2 separate regions of the Homo sapiens genome follow, and region 1 is linked to region 2. Evidence: read pairs that join two places in POLR2A ChIA-PET (ENCODE). Cell type or tissue: PC-9. All regions are shown on one strand. Links, peaks and the distances in the headings refer to the core of each region. The heading gives the core; the rest is flanking DNA.

Evidence for each region. ChIA-PET counts read pairs that join two places held together with the same protein. Peaks named below come from ENCODE experiments on the same cell type or tissue, not always from the same donor. Only the 100,000 strongest peaks of a DNase experiment are listed, where the experiment ranks them.
Region 1: POLR2A ChIA-PET joins it to region 2 with 8 read pairs; 2 of 35 experiments call an interaction of 5 or more read pairs at or near these places.

What each region holds. Positions count from the first base shown.
Region 1 is chr2:215,274,269-215,287,487 of GRCh38, forward strand. It overlaps LINC02862 (long intergenic non-protein coding RNA 2862), which reads left to right and starts at 722. Exons shown (of 3, transcript NR_174956.1): 1 at 722-872; 2 at 3,340-3,415; 3 at 3,501-3,679. In PC-9, for the core only: no CTCF peak of the experiment used is centred there; DNase peaks (open chromatin) are centred at 9,143 and 10,973.
Region 2 is chr2:215,972,002-215,976,001 of GRCh38, forward strand. The region is part of intron 2 of MREG (melanoregulin); the gene reads right to left. Among named protein-coding and RNA genes, the nearest start is that of MREG, 40 kb to the right of the region's middle. In PC-9, for the core only: no CTCF peak of the experiment used is centred there; a DNase peak (open chromatin) is centred at 2,170; H3K4me3 peaks cover 829 bases; H3K27ac peaks cover 2,204 bases.

The sequences.
Region 1 (13,219 bases), core at 7,018-11,017, 690 kb before region 2:
CACGAAGAGCACAGAAGCACACATTCCATTAAGCATCGGAACAATGATATCATTACACGTTATGGAGCCACTGTAAACCCCATTCATGAAAGAATGGGAGTGAAAAAAGCAAATAACATTAGTACTACTATGAAAAGATCTTTTACCTTGCAGACCTCCTGAAATGGTTGTAGGAGTCTCTGGGCCACATTTTAAGAACTGTTGTTCAGCTGGTGTGAAAGAAGGCGCAACAGCTAAAGAAATGCCAATTCTAAATCTCTCAAAGCAATCATCATGCTGACTATGCCCAGAACAGCACAGCAGCCAGTGTGGCCTTCTGCTGATAGGAAAGACCGAGCAGTCTGACTCTATCCTTTCCCTAAAGACTCTGGCTGTGGGCAGCCTCCATTCCCTGTGGTGTTGGAATCAACCAATGAGGAGGGGAGAAAACGCTTAGAAATAGTTTGAACAATAATAGAGTCAGCAGTTATAGTTGGTTCTAACATATTTTTAAAACTGCATTGTTATGATTCTGATGATCATACACAGTGCGGGAACTACTAGCTATTTCACCTATATATGAGTAAAACATTTGGGGAAATTTCCCTCTGGTTCAGCTGGTTATGCTGTTCACGGAGGTCCTTGACATTTGCCCAGCGGAGTCATCACCTGAAACCACGGGCAGCTGAACCCTGGGAACTTGCCTCGGTGTTTATAAATACCTCAGTTGCATCAGGACCCTACAGGTGAAAGATCTTGATACCACACAGGTATAATTACAATCTGCAAACCTACTCAAGGGGAGTTGCAGGTGAAGATAAGGAAGTCAGCCTCATTCCATTACCTAATCAGATTCTCAGCCAAAGACAAACAGCAACATATGGGACTTTAAGGTGAGCAGGGAGCCGACAGCAGCGCTACTCAAAATGTGGTCCGTGATCTGCATGGCTCTCAGAATTGTTTGTTATTGGTTCATGGCAAGTAAAGCACAGAAAATGAGAGTAAGGATTTAAAACATTTGGAAAAGTTTGACAATAGTTGTGTATCTGTTGAAACTAATCATTTATAAATGTGTTTCTATTTTGCATGACTTTTTCATTTTCCATTGTTTTGCTTCTTCAGTTTTATCAAAGTATTGGTCTGTAACAAATTGTGTGTGTTTTGTTGGGGACTGATCCATCAGTAATTTGTCAAGCACTGATCTAGAGGTTAAGGCCCTTTGGTCTGTTGGTTGAAATGTAATAACTAATTTTTTTAGACAAAAGAACTGATTTTACCTGGATATGATCTTTCTTAAAGTTTATTTCAAGTTTGATTAATCTCAATGAAACTCTGAAGTCTAAATTTAATGTCAAGATTTAGATTTGGGCCGGGAGTGGTGGCTCACGTCTGTAATCCCAGTACTTAGGGAGGCTGAGGCGGGTGGATCATTTGAGGTCAGGAGTTCGAGACCAGCCTGGCCAACATGGTGAAATCCCATCATCCATCAAAAATACAAAAAATTAACCGAGCATGGTGACACACACCTGTAATCCCAGCTACTCAGGAGGCTGAGGCGGGAGAATTGCTCCAACCCAGGAGATGGCAGTTCCAGTGAGCCAAGATCGCACCAATGCATTCCAGCTTGGGAGACAGAGACTCTGTCCCCTGTCAAAATATGTATACACACACACACACACACACACACACACACGCACACACATATACATATATATACATATTTAACTGGGCATGGTGGTATACACTCGTAGTCCCAGCTACTCAGAAGGTTGAAGTGGGAGGATTGCTTAATACTGGAAGTTTGAAGCCGCAGTAAGCTATGATTGAGCTACTGCACTCCAGCATGGGTGACAGAGCAAGACCCTGTCTCAAAAAAAAAAAAAAAGCACATTTAGGTTTGACAATTTCAGGGCTAAATAACAAATTAATTAGCAGTTATTATGTTCATCAGACATAAGGCTATTTAATATCATTTCTTTTGCCTGATTGAAGGTTTCCAGGCTTTCAGGAAGCAGTACTATTTAATCAAATACCAATGGCATACTTGTGTCATGCAATGTTACGTTCCATAGGCAATAATAAAAATGCTATCAAGGAAAAAGTCAAGAGAAGTGGCTGTGGTCTAGATAAATGAAATACAATGTAATTAAGAATATGGATCAGAAAACTTAATTTTAAAAAAGCAATTTTCTTCTTTAGGTTTGTCCTATCTTTACAGTTGTATGTAAATTTTTAACATCCAGTACAGATCTCATAGTGTTATTATCGAAGCTCACAGTTGAAAGTGCTTGTTTACAAGTGTTTATCTTGCCAAACAGATAAACATTAAGGTGCCCTGTAATGGGTTTTTGTTTTGAGTTCATCCACTGATTTGTAAAATTCTGAGTGAGTAGATCCCCTGTGTAAAAGGCTTTTAAATTTGCAAGCACAGGAGTTCAATCAATTCCAATTGTTGGAGTGGGACCAACATCCTTAGGTGAAAGAAAACATTACTTGATAACTCCTTTTATCTTTTTTAAGCTGAGAAAAGCGGCAGTCTCATTCAAGTGCCAACTTCCCAATGAGAAACACACACTTTCTACTTTATCTCCAACATAAGGCAGAAAGAATAAGAGAATTCAGCAAGCAAGAGAATATTACTTTGTATGTATCTGAGTATCTGATAGCCATCATGTCAGAAACAGATCGCATATTGAAGGTTTTGCACTTCATGGATACAGCAGTTATTAAATGGACTTATTTCTCTAATCATAAAAACCAAGTCTTTATATTTCCTCCCTCATATTATAAGTATTAAAAATTTCTGTTATCTTTTCCCTGATTATAAAAGTAATACATGTTCATTACAGAAATATGTAATAAGAAAGCAAAATCATTCATAATCATACCACATTTAAATAAAGCAATCCTAATATTTGTATATACTATTTCCCATTTTTTCTATGGGTATTCATATATGGTTATATTTCTTTTCTTTTTTTATTTTTTTTTGAGACGGAGTCTCACTGTGTTGCCCAGGCTGGAGTGCAGTGGTGCAATCTCAGCTCACTGCAAGCTCCGCCTCCTGGGTTCACACCATTCTCCTGCCTCAGCCTCCCGAGTAGCTGGGACTACAGGTGCCTGCCACCACGCCTGGCTAATTTTTTGTATTTTTAGTAGAGATGGGTTTTCACCATGTTAGCCAGGATGGTCTCGATCTCCTGACCTCGTGATCCACCTGCCTTGGCCTCCCAAAGTGCTGGGATTACAGGCATAAGCCACCGCACCCAGCTCATAAATGTTTATATTTCTACATAGCTGAGATAATAATGTATGCATTAGTGTGAATCTTATTTTTTTGTTTGTTTGCTTTTGAGACAGGGTCTTGCTCTGTCACCCAGGCTGGAGTTCACTGGCATGATCATGGCTCACTGCAGCCTCCATCTCCTGGACTCAGGTGATCCTCCCACCTCACCCTCTGGAATAGCTGGGACTTCAGGCATGTACCACTACGCCCAGCTAATTTTTTTTATTTTTTGTAGAGACGGAGCTTCACCATGTTGCCCAGGCTGGTCTTGAACATCTGGACTCAAGTTATCTGTCACCTTGGCCTCCCAAAGTGCTGGGATTACAGGCATGAGCCACAGCACCTTGCTTATTCTTTTGTTTGCTATTAAAATATAAGCATTTTCTAGTCAATAAAAATTAACCAAGAACATAATTTGCAATGGCTGCATAATATTCTGTTATATTGAAGTTATAATAGATGTGAGGAGTTTCCTATTGCTGAATATTTACTTTTTCTAGAGGTTAAGAAGAGCTTTTAGAGTCAGAAAGACTTGACTTGTTGACTCTAAAGTCCTGGCTGGTGGTGGGTGCAGTGACTCACGCCCATAATCTCAACACTTTGGGAGGCCGAGGTGGGTGGATCACTTGAGGTCAGGAGTTTCCGACAAGCCTGGTCAACAGGGTGAAACCCTGTCTCTGCTAAAAATATAAAAATTCTGGGTGTGGTAGTGCATGCCTGTAGTCCTAGCTACTTGGGAGGCTGAGGTATGATAATTGCTTGAACCCAGGAGGTGGAGGTTGCAGTGAGGCAAGATTGCACCACTGCACTCCAGCCTGGGAGACAGAACGAGTCTTTGCCTTAAAAAAAAAAAAAAAAAAAAAAAATATATATATATATATATATATATACACACACACATACATAAAGTCCTGGGCCAGGCGCGGTGGTGGCTCATGCCTGTAATCCCAGTACTTTGGGAGGCCGAGGCAGGTGGGTCACTTGAGGTCGGGGTTTGAAACCAGCCTGACCAACATGGTGAAATCCTGTCTCTACTAAAAAAAAAAAAAAAAAAAAAAAAATTAGCTGGGCATGGTGGCATGTGTCTGTAATCCCAGTTACTCTGGAGGCTGAGGCAGGAGAATCGCTTGAACCTAGGAGGCAGAGGTTGCAGTGAGCAGAGATTGTGCCACTGCACTCCAGTCTGGGCCACAGAGCAAGACCCTGTCTCAAACAAACAAACAAAAGAAAAAAAGTCCTGGCTGGCTCTGCCACTTATTAGCTATGTGACTTTAGTCAAGTTACGTACTCTCTCTAAAGTGCAATTTTCTCATCTGTAAAAATTGGGATTATTATACAAGCTACTTCATAGGGTGGTTGTGATAGTAAATAAAGATTATGCATATAAAACAGTGCATCACAGTGTCTGACTTTTCTCAGTAAATGTTAATTATTTTGATACTGTGATAAATATCTTAGCTCATACAGCTTTGGTCTAGTTTTATGAAATTATTTAATTTAGAAAATGCCAAGAAGACTTGAAATAAACATAGAGATCTATATTTTAAAGATTATTTTTCAGCTTTCAATTTGACCAAGAGAATAACGACTGTTAGATTCCTGTAAGCAAACTATTAGGTTGCTGCAAAAGTAATTGCGGTTTTTGACCTTGAAAGTTATGGCACAAACCGCAATTACTTTTGCACCAACATAATAAGACAGCATGGAAAAGTTTGGATTTAAATGATGGAAGAACAAAAGCATTTTATGAATGTCTACTTCACTTGGAATTATTCATATTCCTCAGATGTGTTAAAAATTGAAAGATGAGGCCAGCGTGGGAGGCTAACGCCTGTAATCCCAGCACTTTGGGAGGCCGAAATGTGCGAATCACGAGGTCAGGAGATCGAGACCATCCTGGCTAACCCGGTGAAACGCCGTCTCTACTAAAAATACAAAAAAATTAGCCAGGCGTGTTGGCGGGCGCCTGTAGTCCCAGCTACTTGGGAGGCTGAAGCAGGAGAATGGCGTGAACCCAGGAGGCGGAGCTTGCAGTGAGCCGAGATCCCGCCACGGCACTCCAGCCTGGGCGACAGAGCGAGACTCTGTCTCAAGAAAAAAAAAAAAAATTGAAAGATGACTGGTTCACTTAGTGAAAGATAGAAAAAAGGAAGGAGGGGAAGGAGGGAAGGAAAACGGGAGGAAGGGAGGGAAGGAAGGAAGGAGGGAAGAAGGGAGGGAGGGAAGGAAGGAAGGAGGGAAGGAGGGACGGAGGGAAGGAGGGAGGGAGGGGAGGGGAAGGGAAGGGAGGTGGAAAGGGAAGGGGAGGGAAGGAAGGAAAGGGAAGGGAGGGAGGGAGGAAGGAGGGAGGGAGGGAAGGAAAGAAGGAAGGAAGGGAAGGAAGGAGGGAAGGAAGGAGGGAAGGAAGGAAAAAAGAAAGGAAAGGAAAAGGAAGGAAGGAAGAAAGGGAAGGAAAGAAGGAAACACTTTGCACAAGTCTTCCAAGAAATTAAACCTTTAGTATGCATTGCTCTGACCTGCCCAGGTTCACCATCCATTTTCACCTTTTCCCCTTTGTTCATCTGTTACTCCACAACTAACCTAGAAAAGTAGCTGCTGATGGCCAGTCTTCTGTAGAGGTGATGACTGTACTGAAAAATACTTTCATATTCACAAATCTGTTTGTTCCTTATATCACCAAAGATGAGAGAGAGGAAAAGAGAGGAGAGGAGAACCTGAGACATGCTTATGCGTGCTATGGACTGAATCATGTCCCCTCAAAATCTCTATGTCAAAGCCCTAACCCCCAACATGACTATATTTAGAGACAGGGTTTTTAGAAGGTAATTAAGGCTAAAGGAGGTCATATAGGCTCCTAATCCCATAGAACTTAAAGCTTTATGAGAAGAGAAAGACAGAGGAAAGAGTTCTTATTTTCTCTCTTCATATATGTGCACCAAGGAAAGGCCAGTGTGGGGCACAGTGAGAAGCTGGCTGGCTGCAAGCCAGGAAGAGAGTCCTCACCAAAACTCAGTCATGCTGGCATCCTGTTCTCAGACTTCCAGCTTTCAGAACTGTGAGAAAATAAATTTATGTTGTTTTAGGAACCTAGTCTGTGGTATTTTGTTATGGCAGCCCAAGCAGACTAAAACAACATATGCAACCAATTTTACAATCTTAAATACATGACTTCTGAAGTTCTAATCAATATTCTTATAAGTATATTTAAGAAGGCACTCCTTATATAGAGACAGGGGTAAAACAAACTATGATAATTATCCAAATCCATTTACTTTCAAAAACATCTGAAACACTGGTAAGCAATACAAGTTGCTGATCCTAAAATCAATTAATTACATTTTCCATTATTCCTAGTAATAAACTACTAAGAATTTATATGAATAAACTAGGAATAAACTAATAAATATTCCTAGGAGTAAACTAGGAAATTATTATTCCTAGTAATAAACCTAACACAAATGTATACATATGTGCACCCAAAAAAATGCACAAAAATATTGATAACCAAAAACAGAGAATGTATTCCATTAGAATACACATGTATTAAATGAATAATCTTTCTTCAAGTTCATTCTTGATGGTAAAGAATTTTCAGGCTTGGTGCAGTGGCTCACACCTATATTCTCAGCATTTTGGAAGGCTGAGGCGGGCAGATCACTTGAGGTTAGGAGTTTGAGACCAGCCTGGCCAACATGGTGAAACCTCGTCTCTACTAAAAATACAAAAATTAGCCAGGTGTGGTGGTATGCGCCTATAATCCCAGCTACTTGGGAGGCTGAGGCAGGTGAATCGCTTGAACCCAGGAGGTAGAGGTTTCAGTGAGCCAGGATCGTGCCACTGCACTCTAGCCTGGCCAACAGACTGATTGAGACTGTCTCAAAAAACATAATTTTTAAAAAGTGTAATTTTCCTTCTATTTACATTTTTAAAAGAGCTTGGGCAATGAAGTTTATAATGACAAGTGTAGCAGCTAATCCCCAAGATGGCCCTTGTGTAGTTTCCTTCCCATATTCAGTAAGGCTAACCTGTGTAGCCAATGGGATACTGGGAAAATGATGTAGTATGGCCTCTAAGGCTAGGTCATAAAATGCATTGCAGCTGCTACCTTGCTTTCTCTTGGGTCACTCACTCTAGTGGATGCCAACCACCGTGTTGTGAGGACACTCAAGCAGCTCTGTGGAGAGGGCCATGTGGTAAGGACCAGAGGCCTCCTGCCAACAGCCAGCATCAACTTACCAGCCATGTGAGTCGGCCATCTTGAAGCAAGTCCTCCAGCCCCTCTCAAATGCCCCAGCTGGCATCTTGACTGTTAACCTCATGAGAGATCCTGAGCCAGAATGACCTAATGTGCCCCCGGATTCTTCACCTTCAGGAAATTTATGCTATCATAAATGTTTATTATTGTTTGAAGCCAGTAAGTTTTGGAGTAATTTGCTCTGTGTGCAGTGATAAATAGATAACTAAAACAACTGATGCTGGTACAGTTACAGCATAGTTCATCTCTCCCAAGTAAAACTTTACTTATTTCATGACGTATATGAAGAATTTAGAAAAATAAATTTAAAAAATCAACTTTGGGGTCAGGTAAGGATATTTAAAATCTAGCACTTCACAAGCACATCCCAAAAGAGTATATTCAAGTAGTATGTAAGTATATAAAAGGATACTTAACCTCATTAGCCATAGGGTATTCAAATTAAAACAACAATGAGACTGGGCATGGTGGCTCACGCCTGTAATCCCAGCACTTTGGGAGGCCGAGGCAGGTGGATCACCTGAGGTCAGGAGTTCAAGACCAGCCAATGTGGTGAAACCCTGTCTCTACTAAAATACAAAAATTAGCTGGGCATGATGGTTGGTGCCTATAACCCCAGCTACTCGGGAGGCTGAGATGGGGGAATCACTTGAACCCCGGAGATGGTGGTTGCAGTGAGCCAAGATTGTGCCACTGCACTCCAGCCTGGGCAGCTGAGCGAGACTCTTGTCTCAAAAAAAAAAAAAGAAAAGAAAAAAAAAAGAAAACAACAACGAGAAAAACTGTTCACCCACCAGAGGGCTAGAATAAAAAATAATGATAACATTTAGTGCTGGTAAGGATATGAGGCAAATGAAACTCTCATATACTGCTGAAGATTGTGTACAATCACTCTGGGGAATTATTTGGCAGTACAGGAGGTACTAAAGCTAAACTGCATACACCTTGTCACATAACCATTCCACTTCTAGTAGTAAACCCAACAGAAATGTATACACATGTGCACCAAAAAAGTACAAAAATATTGATAGCCAAAAACAGAGAATGATCTGTATGTCCAATAGCAGTAGAAAGGATAAATTGGGATGTGTTCACACAAGAAATACTGTATAGCAATGAGAAATAAACAAATTACAGATATTTCCAGCAATAATAATAGATTTCACATATGTAATATTGAGTGGAAAAAAGCTGTTTTTTAAAACAAAAAGTGGGGGCCGGGTGCGGTGGCTCATGCCTGTAATCCCAGCACTTTGGGAGGCTGAGGCGGGCAGATCACCTGAGGTTGGAAGTTCGAGACCAGCCTGACCAACATGGAGAAACCCCATCTCTACTAAAAATACAAAATTAGCCGGGTGTGGTGGCGCATGCTTGTAATCCCAGCTACTCAGGAGGCTGAGGCAGGAGAATGGCTTGAACCCAGGAGACAAGCTGAGATGGTGTCATTGCACTGCAGCCTGGACAACAAGAGTGAAACGCCATCTAAAAAAAAAGGAGGGGGGGTACATAGTATGTAATTCCATTCATATAAAGTTCAAAAGCAGGCAACACTAATTTATGGTGATGGAAATCAGGATAATGGTCACCTTTGAAGAGGAGGAGGAAGCAACTAAGATATGACATAGGGTGGGGAGCTTTTGGATGTTGATAATAATCTATTTCCTCATTTGTCTGCTGGTTATGCAAGTGTGTTCACTTGCTGGATATTCCTTCAGATGTATACTTATGATTTGTGCCCTTGTCTGTATGTATGTTATTCTCAGACAAAAAGTTTACCAAAAAAAAAAAAAAAAAAACACTCAACATGGTAAGGAATAAACCCCAATTTTCTCATTTTCATGGTTGAACTCTCATTAGGTGGGAGAGTGCTCTTGTTGTTAGAAGCTACATACTGAATTGTCAAAAGGTAATAGGGCACGTTTGTAATTCTCAAATGGCTTAGGGGTAAAAATATAAAATATGTGTTATATATGAATATATAATATACATGATACATCTGTGGAATGAATATATATGTGTGTGTGTGTGTGTGTGTGTGTGTGTGTGTATAGAGAGAGAGAGAGAGAGTGCCAATGATGAAGCAAATATGTTTTTTTTTCTTTTAAATTGCCAGGTGCGGTGGCATGCACCTGTAATCTCAGCTACTTGGGAGGCTAAGGCAGGAGGATCACTTGAGTCCAGGAGTTTGAGACCAGCCTAGGCAACACAGTGAGATGCTGTCACACACACACAAAAAAAACCCAAACAGGTCAGGTGCAGTGGCTCACACCTGTAATGCCTGTAATCCCAGCAATTTGGGAAGCCGAGGTAGGTGGATCACCTGAGGTCAGGAGTTCGAGACCAGCCTGGCCAATGTAAGGAAATGCTGTCTCTACTAAAAATACAAAAATTAGTCAGGTGTGGTGGTGCGTGCCTGTAGTCCAGGTAACTGGGAGGCTGAGGAACGAGAATCGCTTGAATCCAGGAGGCAGAGGTTGCAGTGAGCCAAGATCATGCCAATTTGATCGTTCCAAAACAATTGAGGAGTTTGAGTGAAGGGTATGTGAGAGTTTATTGTGTTTTTCTTGTATTTTTTCTGAAACTTTGAAACTCTTTCAAAATAATTAAAACGTATTTTAAAAACACCTGTTAGCTGGGTGTGGTGGCACACAACTGTAGTCTTAGCTACTCAGGAGGCTGAGGCAGGAGGATTTCTTGAGTCCAGAAGTTGGAGGGTTTAAAAAAAAAATCCAACTGTTCCACTTACTAACTGTATTTCCATGGGCAAATGGTGAACTTCTCTATGTCTCAGAAGACTCTTCTCTTAAGTGGGGATATTAGATCAGGAATGCTGGCTCACACCTATAATCCGAGCACTTTGGGAGGCCAAGGTGGGACGATCACTTGAGCCCAGGAGTTTGAGGTTACAATGAGCTATGGTTGCACCACTGCACTCCAACCTCAGTGACAGAGCAAGACCTCGTCTCCAAAAAAAAAAAAAAAAAAAAAAGAGTGGGGATATTAATATCTACCTTTCAGGACTATTCTAATGATTTGACAAAATAATAGAAATAATAGGTAACAGTTATATAACTTGCCCTAGGTCACACACCTAGTTTTTTGTTGTTGTTGTTAGTTAGTTAGATTTTGTTTTTGTTTTTGTTTTGAGACAGAGTCTTGCTGTGTTACCCAGGCTAGAGTGCAGTAGTGCGATCTCGACTCACTGCAACCTCCCCCTTACCAGTCAAGTGACTCTCCTGCCTCACCCTGTTAAGTTGCTGGGACTACAGGCGTACACCACCACGCCCAGCTAATTTTTGTATTTTTAGTAGAGATGGGGTTTCGCCATGTTGGCCAGGCTGGTCTCGAACTCCTGACCTCAGGTGATTCACCCGCCTTGGCCTCCTAACGTGCTGAGATTACAGTCGTGAGTCACCACGCCCAGCCCACAGACCTAGCTTTTATGAGCCAGGATTTAACCCAGGAATTCTGACTCCAAAACCTACACTCTCATCTAATGCACAAATCAATCAAGTGAATGTCACGTAGCAGGCCATTAGTGGTACCTAGAATGATGACAATGCTTGTATTAGTTTCCCAGGGTTGCTGTGACAAAATATCACAAACTGGCTGGCTTAAAACAATACTTCTGCAGGGCAGAAGTACAAAATCAAGGTGCTGCCCGTGGTATCCAGCCTTTGATGCTTCTTGGGAAGGATCTTTCCTTGCCTCCTACACTTATTGTAGTCTCAGGTTTGCCTTGGCTTGATGGCAACATAATTCCATTCTGTGCCTCTGCCTTAATGTGGCTTTCTTGTGTGTGTGTGTGTGTGTGTGTGTGTGTGTGTGTGTGTGTATCTCCGTGTCTCTTCTCCCCTTCTTATAAGGACACCAGTCATATTGGGTTCTGGCCCTCTGTAATTCAGTATGACCTTGTCTTAATTTGAGTACATCTGCAAACACCTTATTTTTAAACGAAGTCACATTCACGGGTACTGGGGATTAGGACCTCAATATATCTTTTGGGGGAACACAATTCAACCAATAACAATGCTTACGAACTTTCTGCCCTTTTCTTGCCAAATAGAAATAAGTTTAACTGGAAGGACTCCCCTTGGGAAGAGAGGAGACGAAGCTTGGACATGAAAAAAAAAGAAAAAAGAAAAAAGAAATCGCTTCATGGCTCGTCCCTCTGCTTAAAGATGGGGAAATTAAGATGCTGCATTTTGTTCTCAGAAACATGGTCATTTCAAAGTTCATCCAGATCCTTCAGTGTTAAAGGGTACTGACCAAGGGCAGATGGCTCAACAGTGCTTGAAAAAGGCCCAGGTTAGAGGAATAATGAAGGGTTATCAATGACCACTCAGGGTAATAAATGTAAAGTGTCACATACACCTGAGCAGGGGACCCTGGAAAATTATGTTATATCTAGGTAAAAGTTTCTCTTCCTCTCTGAAAAGTACCTTTGCTTGGGGGGAATATAAGTATCTATGTAAGTATTGGATTTGAGAGTTGGAAGTTTCTAATGAGAGAGTATATCGCCACTTAACATTGGAGCAGGGGTGGGAAAGACAGAATCAAGGAGATTTGACTTGGAGTCTAGTGTTCATCTTACACCATCATTTGGAAGCCCTCAGGGATGATATTCTACCTTCAATAACTTAGATTTTCAGAAATGTCATGCTGTGAATTATTATGTCTAGAGGAAGATCAGACACATCCCTGTGAAGAGGGAAGTGATTTTCCCAAAAGGGAATTCGAGGCTCAGTGTCGGTATGAGTAAGAAAGCAATTACTGAGAAATGCAGGATTGAGGGCAGGAGATCAAGGAAAGAAACTGAGTTTTATACACAAAGGGAATTATTCTCAAAGGTTCTAACTTTTGGGAGCTCTCCCTTTGGGCAATGGGAATAATGACATGTAGCATGCACTTTATTATTTTTTGCAAGTCATAATTCTGTTTACTCTCAGCATGGTAGGTGAATCAGATACATCTCTACAGTCTAGTGTGGGATGGGCATGGAATTAAAGGACGGAGTAACAAAGGGAAATGTGGTTGGATGTTGCTTCCTCTGCATCCAATCATGGGAAGCCTCTTTTCTGGGATAGGTAAGTATTGTTAGCATCAAAAAAAGCAGTGATCAGTCCCAAAGCAGAACAACACGAGATAGGGAAGAGCACAAGGCCAAGAAAGGCAACGCTCACCGGGATTACCCAGGAGCTGGTGTAAAATAAACCCATTTCCTTAATATTCTATGAAAAAGTGATTTTAAGAGATCTATGTGTAGGGAAAGGGAGTTTGATGACATAAGTGTAAAAGCTTAGCCAAGAAAACCCCACCACTTCACCATTTACCGTTTCATAGCATATATTCACATTTTTATAACTTGTATTAAGAAAAATTACCAGGCCAGATACAGTGGCTCATGCCTGTAATCCCAGCACTTTGGGAGGCTGGGGCAGGTGGATCACCTGAGGTCAGGAGTTCAAGATCAGCCTGACCAACATGGAGAAACCTCATCTCTCCTAAAAATACAAAATCAACTGGGCGTGGTGGCAGGTGGCTGTAATCCCAGCTACTTGGGAGGCTGAGGCAGGAGAATTGCTTGAACCCAGGAGGCGGAGGTTGCAGTGAGCCGAGATCACGCCATTGCACTCCAGCCTGGGCAACAGAGAGAGACTCCATCTCAAAAAAAGAAAGAAAAATTACCAGAAATTTTG
Region 2 (4,000 bases), core at 1-4,000:
GTGCTGATTGCCAGCTCATGCCAGGGATCACCCCCTCTAGACCATTCAGTCCTTGGGCTCCACAAGATCGTTTTGGACAGGAAACCACCTGGATGGTCCAGTGCCGTGTCCTCTACCTTCAGGACCCTGTCTCCTTCCTAGGAATCCTGGATCCCAAGCCTCTGGCAGTATTTCTCAGATGATGAGGCTGCTCCAACTCCAACGTGGGAAAGACCAAAAACTTCAGCAGCATTATCCAAAGGTTATCTGGAACTCCAGCAAGAAAGCACTGAACTGGCCTATTTAGAAAACCTCTCCTCTCCATAAAAAATTTAAAAAGAAAAGGAGGAATAAGAAGATAGGATTAAAAAGAGCTGTGAGGCCAGGTGCAGTGGCTCACACCTGTAATCCCAGCACTTTGGGAGGCCGAGGCAAGTGGATCACTTGAGGCCAGGAGTTAGAGACCAGCCTAGCCAACATGGTGAAAACCCATTTCTACTAGATGTACAAAAACTAGCCAGGCCTGGTGGTGCTTGCCTGTAATCCCAGCTACCTGGGAGTCTGAGGCGAGGTTGCGGTGAGCCGAGATTGTGCCACTGCACTTCAGTCTAGCCAATAGAGTGAGACTCTCTCCCAGAAAAAAAAAAAAAAAAAAAAGGATAGAGGAAGCATTTTGGGATATGGATATGTTCATGACCTTGATTGTGGTGATGATTTAATGGGTGCAAAAATTATCTAATTGTACATTTTAAATATATGCAGTTTATTGTATGTCCATTATACCTCAATAAAATTGTTTTTTAAAAAACAACAACAACAACAATTCCCTCAATTTCACCAATTACGATGAATTGGGGTTTACAGGTTCCTCTTCCAAAATTGGAGAGCAGGTTAAATTCATCCGCCATTCACACCCCTCACTGAATTCCTCTGGTTGTCTCCTAATACCTGCTTTTTAACAATTCCCAGGTGAGCTAAGCCTAGGTAGAGTGAATGGACATGTAACTGGGTGAAAAGAAGGGAGAAAAAAATATGAGTGTTGGGGTCCTTTGGGGGTGAGCCAGACTTGGTAAGGAGCAACCAAAAGGGGCACAGCCAGAGGATGATAGGGCAAGAACCCTGGAGGCTGGATGACCCTGGAGAAGGGGCCCTTCGAGAGTTAAAAGGAGAGCCCAGGACAACAGAGGGAATGACCTTGCATGCAAAGGCAGCCCACCTTGCTGGTTACAAATACCTCTTTGGGTAGCTTCGTCCTACTCCAAAGCCCATTCCCTCCAAACTTCTGCCTGGACAAGCAAAGAGATAACGGCTCAAGAGCATGTACTGCAGTCACTCCCCATTGAAAGCAACGCTGAAACCTCATTAACATTAAACAGATAACACCACATGCAGCATAAGATGACAAAGAGCATTTTTGAATTTATTTTTGCAGACTGCCGAGGCCGGATTCAAAGAGTGGACACCCTGTCCAGTCCACAGTCCACAGGCCTCTCCCTCCTTACAAGCTGTTGCATGCCCACTCCCAGCTATCCTCCAACTCCCCCAAATGTTAAGTGATTGCTGGGAAAGAGATTGGAGCAAATGGATAAACGCAGGTCCCTGAGGCATGTCCTGGGCTTTTCAACAAATTCAACTGCAGTAGATTTTTATCTCTACCACTTCAACCTGTTTTCCAAACTTTCTGGTACACTCACCAACGCTGGCAAAAAAGAAAAGAAAAGAAACTAGAACAGATTAAAGTACATTCAGTTGTACACTGGAACAAAAAATATTTTGGTTGTGCTGCAACAGGCTGACTCCCATCACAGCCCTCTCTGAGGACAGCCTAATACCTGGGCCTGGTTAACCATCAAAGGCACCTGAACCTTCTACTTCTTAGTTGAAAAATGCAACTCCACAGCCAGGTCTGGCAATCTGTGGCTCCAACACACTTCTTGCATGCTTGTGGCCTCCTGCTGCAAAACATGTTTTTTATGGAAGAAGAAACTAGGTTAATTTGCACTCGGGTCCATTGAAAATCACCCCATGTTAAGTGCTTTATTAACAACAAAGACAACAGCATATTGGTAAAAGAGCTTGGGTGTGACTTTTCCTCACCTAGATTGTAATTCGACATAGCAATTATTTCAAGAGGGTGTGCCCAGCTTGTATTCATTTGCTGTGTGGCCTGCCTCCTAGATTGCAAAACCATAAAATGACACATCTCACTCCTGGGCTGTAAATAGCATGACCATGTGTAAGGATTATGTAACAACAAGTATCCGGGGACCTGGCACCCAAAGGAAAGGACTGTTTCAGGTCAAGAAAAATACGGTCTCTTTCCAGAACACTGGATTTAAGTCTGAGAAGCAGCAGGTCTCAGCCCACATCAGAACTGGGCAGGTGCTCCCATTTCCCCACATATTCAATTAAAGCCAGAAAGCAAGCCCAGTGTTCTTATGGAGGGCTCCTCAGAACCCTCCTCGATGCCCCACCTGAGCCCAAGCATGTCAGGAGGTTCCACTGCGTCTGTATCTGGGACTCTCCTGGGCTCCATGCAATTAAGAGCCATTTTTACTGTAAGAGGAGCCAGACCAACCAAGGGAAGAGGCAGGGCTAGGAGTGGTGGTGAGGGCACAGTGGTGAAAAAGGCAACACACAAAGATCTATTAATTAGCATGTGACTTTACAGGCAGGGGAGGGGAAGACAGCTGCAAAGAAAGGTACTGATGTAAAGGAAGAATCTTAGACCCTTGGAAAGATAAATGCTGACCAATGGCTTCATCGCCTTTCTGCTTTATCTACTCTGGTGAAATTCCTCAAAGCCTGCTCCAGTTCCTAAACACAGACACAGACACACACACAGACACACACACACACACACACACACACACTCTCTCTCTCTCTCTCTCTCTCCCTCTCTCCACCTCCCACTTTCTCCAGCACACCCACAGTAAATCAAAGCAAAACAGTTTAGAAAGATCCAGGGAAACAGCCACCACAAAATGTGTTAGGAAATAACAGGGAGAGAATTTTATTTTATATGAATTATATATATATATATATATGAAATAATACCTCTGAATTGTATTCAAACTGTACAGAAAACTATAAAGTTAAAGGAAAGTAAAAGCCTCCTTCCCTCCACCTACTTCTACTGCAGGTAACAGTCCACAAATCTTATCATTGTACATTAGCATATACATGCTTTTACACAAATGGGATAACATTATACATACCCATTTAGCAATAGATCATAACCGTCTTTCTAAGTCACTATCTATAAATCCTATCTCATTATTTTTCAAGGTATATAGCATTCATTAGTGAAGCTACTTAAGATGTACTTAACCAGTACTTTCATTGGGTAGTTTTATTTCTATACTTTTGCCTTTCATAACCATAACTTTGTTTAGCAGTGTGAGAATGGTGCCCACTGACCATAGGCTAGATTGACAGCAAAACTGCTGGATGAGTTGACTTAATTTAGTTGCAATATGTAGGCTATTCTACCTTAAAAAGAGCTAGTCAGTGCAACCTAAATGACTGCCACAGAAGCCAAGGAGCTGTTTTGATCACAAGGAATACCATTTGGGGGCAGCCACATCCCATGGGCTCAGCCAAGAGAAAAATGTAAATCTTTACTAGACACTGCCACAGTCCATTCGGGCAGAGATTTTCCAAAGCTTAATAACCTCATAGGTTTCTGTACCTTCAGTCAGCTTTATATATTAAATAATGCATCAAGAAAATGAATAAGCCTTCAGTTGGGAAAGTGTAACTATCAATGGGCAACAGAGATGATATCATTATTTGACAGGAAGACAGTCAAGAAGTCTCATAGGGCCGGGCGCCGTGGCTCACACCTGTAATCCCAGCACTTTGGGAGGTTGAGGCGGGCAGATTGCCTGAGGTCAGGAGTTCAAGACCAGCCTGGCCAACACGGTGAAACACTGTCTCTACTAAAAATACAAAAAGTAGCCGGGCATGGTGGTGTGCACCTGTAATCCCAGCTACTCGCGGGGGGCGTGGTATGGGGGAG